Regions from separate parts of the Homo sapiens genome. Here region 2 is linked to region 1. A link is a loop called in an ENCODE intact Hi-C map of the cell type or tissue named here. Cell type or tissue: gastrocnemius medialis. All regions are shown on one strand. Each heading gives the region's core, and the rest is flanking DNA. Links, peaks and the distances in the headings are about the cores only. Region 1 has its middle 44 kb from the start of SLC25A33. Region 2 overlaps SLC25A33 (solute carrier family 25 member 33).

The links. Peaks named below come from ENCODE experiments on the same cell type or tissue, not always from the same donor. Only the 100,000 strongest peaks of a DNase experiment are listed, where the experiment ranks them.
Region 2: a loop joins it to region 1, with 9 times the contacts of the local background. A loop is called at or near these places in 104 of 110 quality-filtered maps.

The regions. Positions count from the first base shown.
Region 1 is chr1:9,493,036-9,498,409 of GRCh38, reverse strand. No RefSeq gene overlaps it. Among named protein-coding and RNA genes, the nearest start is that of SLC25A33, 44 kb to the left of the region's middle. In gastrocnemius medialis, for the core only: a CTCF peak has its summit at 3,001 (motif pointing left); a DNase peak (open chromatin) is centred at 387; H3K4me3 peaks cover 457 bases.
Region 2 is chr1:9,570,919-9,576,292 of GRCh38, reverse strand. It overlaps SLC25A33 (solute carrier family 25 member 33), which reads right to left. Exons shown (of 7, transcript NM_032315.3): 5 at 2,881-2,947. Among named protein-coding and RNA genes, the nearest start is that of TMEM201, 15 kb to the left of the region's middle. In gastrocnemius medialis, for the core only: CTCF peaks have their summits at 2,373 (motif pointing right) and 3,180 (motif pointing right); a DNase peak (open chromatin) is centred at 3,755; H3K27ac peaks cover 1,828 bases.

The sequences.
Region 1 (5,374 bases), core at 172-5,171:
AGTTGAGACTCAAGAATTGCTTGAACCTGGGAGGTAGAAGTTGCAGTGAGCTGAGATTGTGCCACTGCACTCCAGCCCGGGTAACAGAGCAAGACTGTCTCAAAACAACAACAACAACAAAAAACAAACAAAAAACCAAAATATACAAATAACTCAACAATAAGAAAATGAGCAACCTGATTTTAAAATGGAGCAAATGCCTGACCAACACCTCACCAAAGAAGATATGCAGAGGGCAAATAGGATATGAGAAGATGTTCGATATCATTTGTCATTAGAGAACTGCAAAGTAAAACAAAAAGGAAAGTACTGCATACCTATTAGAATGGCCGAAGTCGCTGGGCGCGGTGGCTCACGCCTGTAATCCCAGCACTTTGGGAGGCTGAGGCGTGTGGATCAGAACAGCCTGGCCAACATGGCGAAACCCCGTCTCTACTAAAAATACAAATATTAGCCAGGCATGGTGGCACACACCTGTAATCCCAGCTACTCGGGAGTCTGAGGCAGGAGAATTGCTTGAACTCGGGAGGCAGAGCTTGCAGTGAGCTGAGATTGTGCCACTGAACTCCAGCCTAGGTGACAGAGTGAGACTCCATCTCAAAAAAAAAAAAAAAAAAAAAAAAAAGAATAGCCAAAGTCCACAACACTGACAACACAAATGCCAGTGGGGATGTGGACCAACAGGAACCCTCATTCATTGCCGGTGGAAATGCAAAATGGCACAGCCACCTTGGAAGACAGTTTGGTAGTTTCTTACAAGACTAAACATACTCTTACTATACGATCCAGCTGATGAATTGAAAACTTACATCCACACAAAAAGCTGCACATGGATGTTTATGGCAGCTTTACTCCTAATTACCCAAACTTGGAAGTAACCAAGATGTCCTCCAGTAGGTGAACAGATAAATAATCTGTGGTCCCTGGGTGTGGTGGGTCACACCTGCAATTCCAGCACTTTGGGAGGCCGAGGCAGAAGGATCATTGGGCGCAAGAGTTTGAGACCAGCCTGGGCAACATAGGGACACCTTACAGATGTCAGGTGCTCAGTGGAGTTTTAGCTTAGGTCCAACTTGTGGTGGCTCCCGTGGATCCCTGAACCCATCCTGGGGTTATTTTCTGGTTCCAGGTTCGAAGTTGACATACTTAGCACCTGGCAGAATCCCCACACTGGTTCCCTACCTTGTGCGGTGAGGGCTGTTATGGTGGGAAAGGCCAAATGGAAACCATTAGCGTTGCCTCTGCCTGGGAAAATAGTACATCAAAAGCAACATTGCATCCCTGGGGTGGGGCTGCCGAGATTAGCACCACCATCAAGGACTTGGAGGAGGCGGGGGTGGTGACCCCCACCACATCCCCATTCAACTCTCCGATTTGGCCTGTGCAGAAGACAGATGGACTTTGGAAACTGATAGTGGATTATTGTAAACTTAACCAAGTGGCGACTCCAAAATTCACACATCTCTGGTCCCTGCTACTGCATGCAGCTGTTGATCTGACCAATGCCTTTCTCTTTATACCTGTCCATAAGGCCCAGCAGAAGCAGTTTGCATCCAGCTGGTAAGGCCGGCAATGCCCCTTGGCGGTCTGGGCTGATGGGTATATCAGCTCTCCAGCCCTATGTCACAGTTTAGTTCACAGTCATCTTGATCACCTTTCCCTTCCACAAATATCATGCTGGGGCTGGGCACGGTGGCTCACTCCTATAATCCTAGCACTTCAGGAGGCCGAGGCAGGAGGATCGCTTGAGCTCAGGAGTTTGCGATCAGCCTGGGCAACATAATGAGACATCATCTCTCTCTCTCTCTCTCTCTTTTTTTGAGATGGATTTTTTGCTCTTGTTGCCTAGGCTGGAGGGCAATGGTGCAATCTCGGCTCACTGCAACCTCCGCCTCCCAGGTTCAAGCAATTCTCCTGCTTCAGCCTCCTGAGTAGCTGGGATTACAGGCATGCGCCACCACACCCAGCTAATTTTTTGTATTTAGTAGAGACAGGGTTTCACTATGTTGGTCAGGCTGGTCTTGAACTCCTGACATCAAGTGATTCACCCGCCTTGGCATCCCAAAGTTCTGGGATTACAGGCATGAGCCACTGCGCCTGGGCCGACATCATCTCTATAAATTTTTTTTTTTTTAAATTAGCCAGGCATGATGGTGTGTGCCTGTGGTCCCAGCTACTTGGGTGGCTGAGGCAGGAGGATTGCTTCAGCCCAGGAGTTCAAGGTTGCAGTAAGCCATGATTGTGCCACTGAACTCCAGCCGGGGTGACGGAGTGAGACTCTGTTTCACAAACAAACAAAAAACACAAAGATCCCCAAAACGGTGGAACTTCAGACAGTGGAATATTACTTAGTGCTGAAAAGAAATGAGCTAGCAAGTCAAGAAAAGACAGAAGGAAGCTTGAGTGCGTATCACTAGTGAAAGAGGCCAGTCTGAAGAGCCTACATGCTGCATGATTCCAGCTATGTGACATTCTGCAAAAGACGACACTGTGGAGACAGTAAATAGTTCAGTGGTGGCCAGGGGTTGGGGGTGGTAGGGAGGGGTGAACAGGCAAAGAACACGGGATTTTTCGGGCAGTCTAACTATTCTTATGCCGCTACAATAGTAGATGCACGCCATAATGCATTTCACATTTGTCAAAGCCCGTAGAATGAACACTACCAGGAGTGAGCTCCGGTGTCAGCTCTGACTTTAGTGACAATGACGTGTCGACTGTAATGGAGGTACCACACTCTCCTGGGGGATTTTGGTTTCGGGGGAGGCTGTGTGCAGGGCGACTGAGAAGCAAGGGCGGGGGCAGTTGAGAGCCTGCCCCGGGCTTGCGTCCCGGCACCCTCACTATCCAGCTGGGGTAGTTGCCACCCCGCACCCGCAGTGCGGGTGAGGACCGAGGGGTAACAGTGCATGGCGCAGGGCGGGCGGCGCGGGGCGCATCCTCTTCCGAGGCCATCGCGGCCGCTTTCCCGCGCTTCCTGCCGGCGCTGCTGCGCCCCCTGGTGGCCGCACGAGGAGTGGCCGCTCTGGGGCGCTACTTGAGGCGGGGCTGCCCTCGCGTCCGCAGTGGCCACCCTTGCGGTGGGCACTGCGGTATGACCTACTAATCAAGGTCCCCAATGGTAGCCACGCTGAGTTTTCTCCCCGCCTGCTTTCTCGAGGGTCCTGAGCCACCATCCCCAGGACCAGATTGGGGGACCCTTGGTGGCCCCTCTGGAAGATGGTAGCCTAAAGCCCTTTACCCAGCCACTACCAACCTTACCCAGGACGAAGACCAAGCCCCTCCCCTCCCCGCTCTGCCCCTCCGGCTCTCCCAGGACACACCCCAAGCGGCGGAGAGAGGCAAACCTCCTCCCCCCGGAATGCCCACAGCAGCCCAGGGTAGCCCATCCACTCACTAAACCAGAGCTGCCAGGGTGGGGAATGCAGAGAGGCCCCCTCCCAGGACCCTCCCTCTATGAGCGAGAAGACCAGGGAAGGGCTCTGCCACCTGGTTTTTGAGGGAGGCTGAGTGTTAAGACACGCAGAGGTGATGCTAAAAGGAGAGGGTGCCAGGGTTTACCGGCCGCCTCCTTCTCTCCCAGCAACTCCAAATAAGAATTTTTATTTTTATTTAGAAAAAGTCGTACTTTGTTGCCCAAGCTGGCGTGCAGTGGCGTGATCTCAGCTCATTGCAACCTCTGCCTCCCGGATTCAAGCGATTCTGGTGCCTCAGCCTCCCCAGTACTTGAGATTACAGGCATGAGCCACCACACCCGGCTAATTTTTGTATTTTTAGTAGAGACGGGGTTTTGCCATGTTGCCCAGGCTGGTCTCAAACTCCTGAGCTCAGGCAATGTGCCTGCGTCGGCCTCCCAAAGTGCTGGGATTACAGGCGTGAGCTACCGCGCCTGGCTATCAAATAATAATTTCAAAAAATTAGCAAAGTATGTGTTTTAAGTTCTCAAGTTGATGGTTATAGTTTAATTCAGGAAGGAAGAAATTAGGAGAAAGCAATAATCTACAGGTGAAATAATGGATGAGCCATTAGGGAAAAATTCTAGAATTTCACTTTTAAAAACCCATTTGTGAGGATAAAGTATTTATTTATTTATTAAGATGGCGTCTCACTCTGTTGCCCAGGCTGGAATGCAGTGGTGCGATCTTGGCTCACTGCAACCTCCGCCTCCCAGGTTCAAGTGGTTCTCCTGCCTCAGCCTTCTGAGTAGCTGGCATTAAAGGCGTCCACCACCACACCTGGCTAATTTTTGTATTTTTAGTAAAGATGGAGTTTCACCATGTTGGTCAGGCTGGTCTCAAACTGCTGACCTCATGATGTGCCTGCTTTGGCCTCCCAAAGTGTTGGGATTACAGGCATGAGCCACTTCACCTGGTCGAGGATATTTATTAATAACTTCTTTTTTTTTTTTTTGATGGAGTCTTGCTCTGTGCAGTGGCATGATCTTGGCTCACTGCAACCTCTGCCTCCCGGGTTCAAGTGATTTCCAGCTAATTTTTGTATTTTTAGTACAGACAGGATTTCACCATGTTGGTCAGGCTGGTCTTGAACTCCTGACCTCAAGTGATCTGCCCACCTCGGCCTCCCAAACTGCTAGGATTACAGGCGTGAGCCGCCGCACCTGCCCAATAACATATTTTTGTATTATTTTCTGGTATTATTCTCCAATGGCTGATGACATCTTTCATGTAAATGGGCCCCTGGCCGTAGGCCAGCTAATAGCCACCCCTGTGTCCTCCTTTGAGGGAGCCCTGAAGTCCTCCTTTCTCCCCAGGTCTTCCTTGTTAGTAAGGCATGAATCCCAGGACATACTGAGTGTGACTGGATTCTGGAGGCAACTGGCCAACAGGTGAAGGTGAGCTGACCCGCAGCTGGGCGGTGGCCACAGCCACAGCAGGAAGAGCAGCCTGGGAACCATGATGGGAGTGAACTGAGAACTGGAAGAAATTGTGTGTCTGTGTTTGTGATTTTTTTTTTTTTTTGACATGGAGTTTTGCTCTGTCGCTCAGGCTGGAATGCAGTGGTGTGATCTCAGCTCACTGCAACTTCCGCCTTCTAGGTTCAAGCGATTCTCCTGCCTCAGCCTCCTGAGTTGCTGGGATTACAGGTGCGTGCCACTACGCCTGGCTAAATTTTGTATTTTTAGTAGAGATGGGATTTCACTATGTTGGCCAGGCTGGTCTTGAACTCCAGACCTAAAGTGATCCACCCGCCTCGGCTTCCCAAATATGTTTGTGATTTTAGTCTGGACCTGCACAGGCTGTGAAATCAGGGCATTTGAGCCATGTTTGTCTAAATTTCAAAGGGCTGTGTTGGCCCAAAGTGACATCTGAGTTGGTCACAATATACAATATTGAATTTTTTTTTTTTTTGAGACGGA
Region 2 (5,374 bases), core at 89-5,088, 78 kb before region 1:
ACCCTCAGCAACCTTATCCCACCAAACTTTAATTATCTTATCTGTGAAGCTGTAAGTTCCTAGAAGCTAGGTCTTAATTCCCTGCTGTTTCCCTAGTGACTAGTGCAAGCAACAAATATTCACTGCTGAGAGACAAATATTAACAGAGCTCACCCAAAGTTCTAAAGTATTCTTGAGCACCATCATTAGGCAGAATGACAAGAATACATATACAGGCTCTCAGCTGATGGACGCATTTATCCCTTGCTAAACAGAAGTGATATGAGTTTACTATGGGACACTTGGAATTAGGAGGAATTACCAAAGGCTTCCACAACAGGTGACAGCATGACCAGGAAGGGGAAGGGGGAATCTCTGGTGAGGGACAGCATATGTGGGGAGACAGAGCAATAAAAGCACATGACATTTTTGGAAAACTACAGGACTGCTGAATTAGGAATTTACCCTGAGAGGAACAGATTCATCAAAAGAGTCTGAACAAGTGGTCTGTTCAAATGATTATACCTGATGCATGTTAGAAGGCTCTTTTGGGCAGAATAGATTGATTGGGCGAACTTGGAGTCAAGTGACTCATGCAGAGGTTATCATGGTCATTAGGAAGAAAAATGAACTGGGGCCCCTACCTACCCTTCCTGGGGTACTCCCTGCCTCCTTTCGTTTTGCTTTCGTTTTTTTTTCCAGACAGAGTCTTACTCTATCACCCATGCTGAAGTGCAGTGGTGTGATCTCGGCTCACTGCAACCTCCACCTCCCGGGTTCAAGTGATTCTCCTGCCTCACTCTACTAAGTAGCTAGGATTACAGGCGCCCACCACCACGCCTGGCTAATTTTTGTATTTTTAGTAGAGACGGGGTTTCACCATGTTGGCCAGGCTGGTCTCGAACTCCTGAGTTTGTGACCCACCCGCCTCGGCCTCCCAAAGTGCTGGGATTACAGGCATGAGCCACTACGCCCAGCTCTGCCTCCTTTCTTTAGAGGCAGCTGAAAATCAGAGTGGACTGGCTGGAAGTTTCCAGTGCATACATTTCCAGGCAACACAGTAATACAGGGGTTCTTATTTTTTTTTTTTTTTTTTTTTTTGAGCCAGAGTCTCGCTCTGTCACCCAGGCTGGAGTGCAGTGGCACGATCTTGGCGCACTGCAAGCTCCACCTCCCGGGTTAACGCCATTCTCCTGCCTCAGTCTCCCAAGTAGCTGGGACTACAGGCGCCCACCATCACGCCCGGCTTATTTTTTGTATTTTTAGTAGAGACAGGGTTTCACCGTGTTAGCCAGGTTGGTCTCGATCTCCTGACCTCGTGATCTGCCCGCCTCAGCCTCTCAAAGTGCTGGGATTACAGGTGTGAGCCACCGCACCCGGCCTACAGGGGTTCTTAATAGAATGCTGGTAGTTCCTTCACTTGGACTGGGGAGAAAATGCATCTTTAACCCTAATCCCTAACCGAAATCCAATAGTTGAAGTTGTTAACTATTGGAGTTTAGGGCTAAGCATAGTGGGGTATCTAATCCCAATTTGGGTCTTAGCTATTGTGTCTTCAGAAGTATTAAAGCCACCTTCATAGTTTATTTTATTTCAGCTAGGGTTTTTTACAACTTAGATGAAGCTTAGCTTTATTAAGTCTAAAACACTCTTTACACCGGGTTCCATTAGCTTGGGTTAATTGTATTCATTACGAATGTAAATACACAGGCCACAGTAGTAGCAGCAGTAGTAACTGTGATTTGACACACACAGAAATATTTTCATGTCACATTACATTTGTTGAAAACATCACAGGACACTGTTTATCATTTCTTAGAAATTATAGTAGTTACTGGACTACTGCCATATCTTATTAATTTAATGTGTTAAAGAGGCATACTACTGTATCACTGACAAGTGTATTTTTAAAAACCTTATTAAGGCCTGGTGTGGTGGTTCACGCCTGTAATACCAGCACTTTGGGAAGCCAAGGCAGGAGGACTGCTTGAGCCCAGGAGTTGAGACCAGCCTGGGCAACATGGCAAGATCCATCTCTACAAGAAAAACAAAATTAGCTGGGTGTGGTGGCATGCACCTGTGGTCTCAAACTACTGAGGAGGTGAGGCTGAGGCAGGAGGATTGCTTGAGCCTGGGAGGTCGAGGCTGGGTGATAGATGAGGCCCTGCCTCAAAAGAACAAAAAAAAAAAAAAAAGAAAAGAAAAGGAAACAAAATACATTATTCTACTTAGGAGGCATAGATTGCAGTGAGCCAAGATTGGACCACTGCACTTCAGCTTCGGCAACAAGTAAGACCCTATCTCAAAACAAAAAAACAAAACAACAACAACAACAACAAAAAAACAAAAAAACTCAAAAAACAACATTATTCTAAAAAGGGCCTGCAGGTGTCACCAGACTACCAAAGGAATCCACAGAGCCCCACAAAATGTTACAAACCCCTGGCTGGAGCTTGAGGGTAGAAACCTATTACAGCTGAGGGCCTTTGGAGACTAAAATTAGCCCTCTGAGGTCTGAGGACACTCAGTGTTGTGCCTGTACTGTCTTCCCTTTTGAAAGGGAGACCATCCGGAGGAGAACCCACAGCACTTCAACTGGGGTGGGGTCTGCAAAGGAGAGACAGTCACTGACTCTCTGAGACAACAGGTGGGACTGCGGATCAGGGGACACAACCAGAGATATCCCCTCCTTCCCCTGTTTGTCATCTCTGTCGCCCTCATCTTCCCATGATGCTTATAGCACAAACCTCAACACAAAAGGAATCCTGCGTGCACTTAGATTAAGGAAACGAGGAGGGGGGTACATCTCTATATCTCATCCTTAGAGATGTGGAGGAATTGGGGCAAGAAAAAAAAATCCCAAAAATCCTTTCATTAAGGAAGGAACAAATAATAACTTACTTCTGTTCTAGCTGCATTCGGGTTTTAACCATCCATATAGGATTCATTAAGGAATTTGTGATAAAAGCTGGAAAAAAAAAAAACAGTAAAGGTCAACACTGTACATAGTCCATACTTATTAAAGATGTCTATTATCATATAATAAACTTTGAAATAGGGATTTCAATGGCCTAATAAAAAGACAGTAGGAAGCAGTTATATTTCTATCCTGCAGATAGAAGCTTCAGTTTCCCCATTAAGTGTAACATCTATTGGTATTGCTGGATCTAAAATAAATTTCTCTTAATTTTCTAGAATCCCTTCTAGTCTTTTCAACCTGTAGGTGGTGGTGTTGATATCTGTGTTAATGTGATTCCTACTGAAAATTGTAACTGTCCTAAACCTCAATTTATAAGCCTCAGATCCAGAAATAATTTAACTTTTAAGACTGATCTGCTTATTTGGTTATATGATAACCATTTGGTGAGTATGCCTTCTCCATCTCTTTAAAAAAATTTTTTTTTTTTTTTTTGTAGAGACGGGTCTCCCTTGTTGCTCAGGCTAGTCTCAATTCCTGGGCTCAAGGGATCCTCCAGCCTCAGCCTCCCACAATGCTGGGATTACAAGCATGAGCCAACACACCCAGCCAAACCTCCCTCACCTAACACTGTGAATCATTCTAGGACAACCAAAAAAAGCAACACCATGGTATCAGTCTGACATACAGTATCTCTTCTGTAATACCTCACACCCTCTATAGTGCTGTGGAAGCAGATTAATTTGATACTAGGAAGACACTGGTTTTTTCTTTTTTTTTGAGATGGGAGTCTTGCTCTGTCGCAGGCTGGAGTGCAGTGGCGCGATCTCGGCTCACTGCAAGCTCCGCCTCCCGGGTTGACGCCATTCACCTGACTCAGCCTCCCGAGCAGCTGGGACTACAGGTGCCCGCCACCGCGCCTGGCTAATTTTTTTTTTTTTGTATTTTTAGTAGAGACAGGGTTTCACCGTGTTAGCCAGGATGGTCTCGATCTCCTGACCTCGTGATCCGCTCGCCTCGGCCTCCCAAAGTGCTGGGATTACAGGCGTGAGCCACCAAGCCCGGCTGACACTGGTTTTAAGAACTTCCTTGAGGTCTGCTTTATTTATCAAGGGTTCTAAGTTAACTTTGCAAAAGTTACAAAACAGATTAATAGTTGTTAGCTTATGCTAACTCACTACTGGCCTATCTTTAAGTAAAGGGCTACCTGTTTTGGAACTCTGCCTTTCCTCCTCAGAGCTCTGTATCACATAGAAATGGCTTCCTTGTATAAAGCAACTTTAAGATTTTCTATTCAGGGTCTAGAAATAATTAGCTATAAATATTCAGACAGGTTGGTCATACTTGTATTTGGAGTAACAACGGCAGACAAAACTGGTGTGTACATCTTACAGACTGGTAGGAGATGCAAATTTTTCGTAAAATGCCAATTTAAGTTCTCTAAAATATCTTTCTAGGCTCGGCGTGGTGGCTTATGCCTGCGATCCCAGCACTCTAGGAGGCTAAGGCAGGTGAATTACTTGAGTTCAGTAGTTCGAGACGAGCTTGGGCAACATGGTTAAACTCCATTTCTACAAAAAATACAAAAAAATTAGCTGGGCATGGTGGCATGCAGCTATAGTTCCAGCTACTCAGGAGGCTGAGGCAGGAGGGATGGCTTGAGCCCAGGAGGTGGGGGTTGCAGGGAGCTGAGATCATGCCACTGCACTCCAGCCTAGGTGACACAGCCAGACCCTGTATCAAAACAAAACAATACCAATTAAAAAAAAAAAACCCTTCTGTTTAAATGAACATAGAACTCTATACAAAAGAGCCTTCTCGGCCGGGTGGGGTGGCTCACGCCTGTAATCCCAACACTTTGGGAGGCCGAGGCAGGCAGATCGAGACTATCCTGGCTAACACGGTGAAACCCTGCCTCTACTAAAAATACAAAAAATTGGCTGGGTGTGGTGACACGTGCCTATAGTCCCAACTACTCGGGAGGCTGAGACAGGAGAATCCCTTGAGCCCAGGAGGCGGAGGTTGCAGTGAGCCGAGATTGCGCCATTGCACTCCAGCCTGGGCGACAGAGTGACTCTGTCTCAAAAACAAACAAACAAAAAAGCCTTCCCTTCTCTCAGAAATCTACACGTTCATGTTTTGCAAGTACATCCCGGGGAAGAAGTCCCGCTATGGCTTTTCAGTAGGAAGTGGAATGGTTCCCTCAAAAGAGAACAGATGCCCTATGAGCTGTCACTGACCCTACTAGAAACTCTACTGCAAGCCCTACACCCTCATTGCATAACCCATAGTTGGGGACAGGAGTGCCAATTGTACACAGGGTGTGTGGGACCCTGTGGGGAATCTGAAGAAAGAAACTCTAATTTTAGAAAATCATCTGATGGGGCTGGGCGCAGTGGCTCATGCCTGTAATCCCAGCACTCTGGGAGGCCGAGGAGGGTGGATCACTTGAGGTCAGGAGTTTGAGATCAGCCCGGG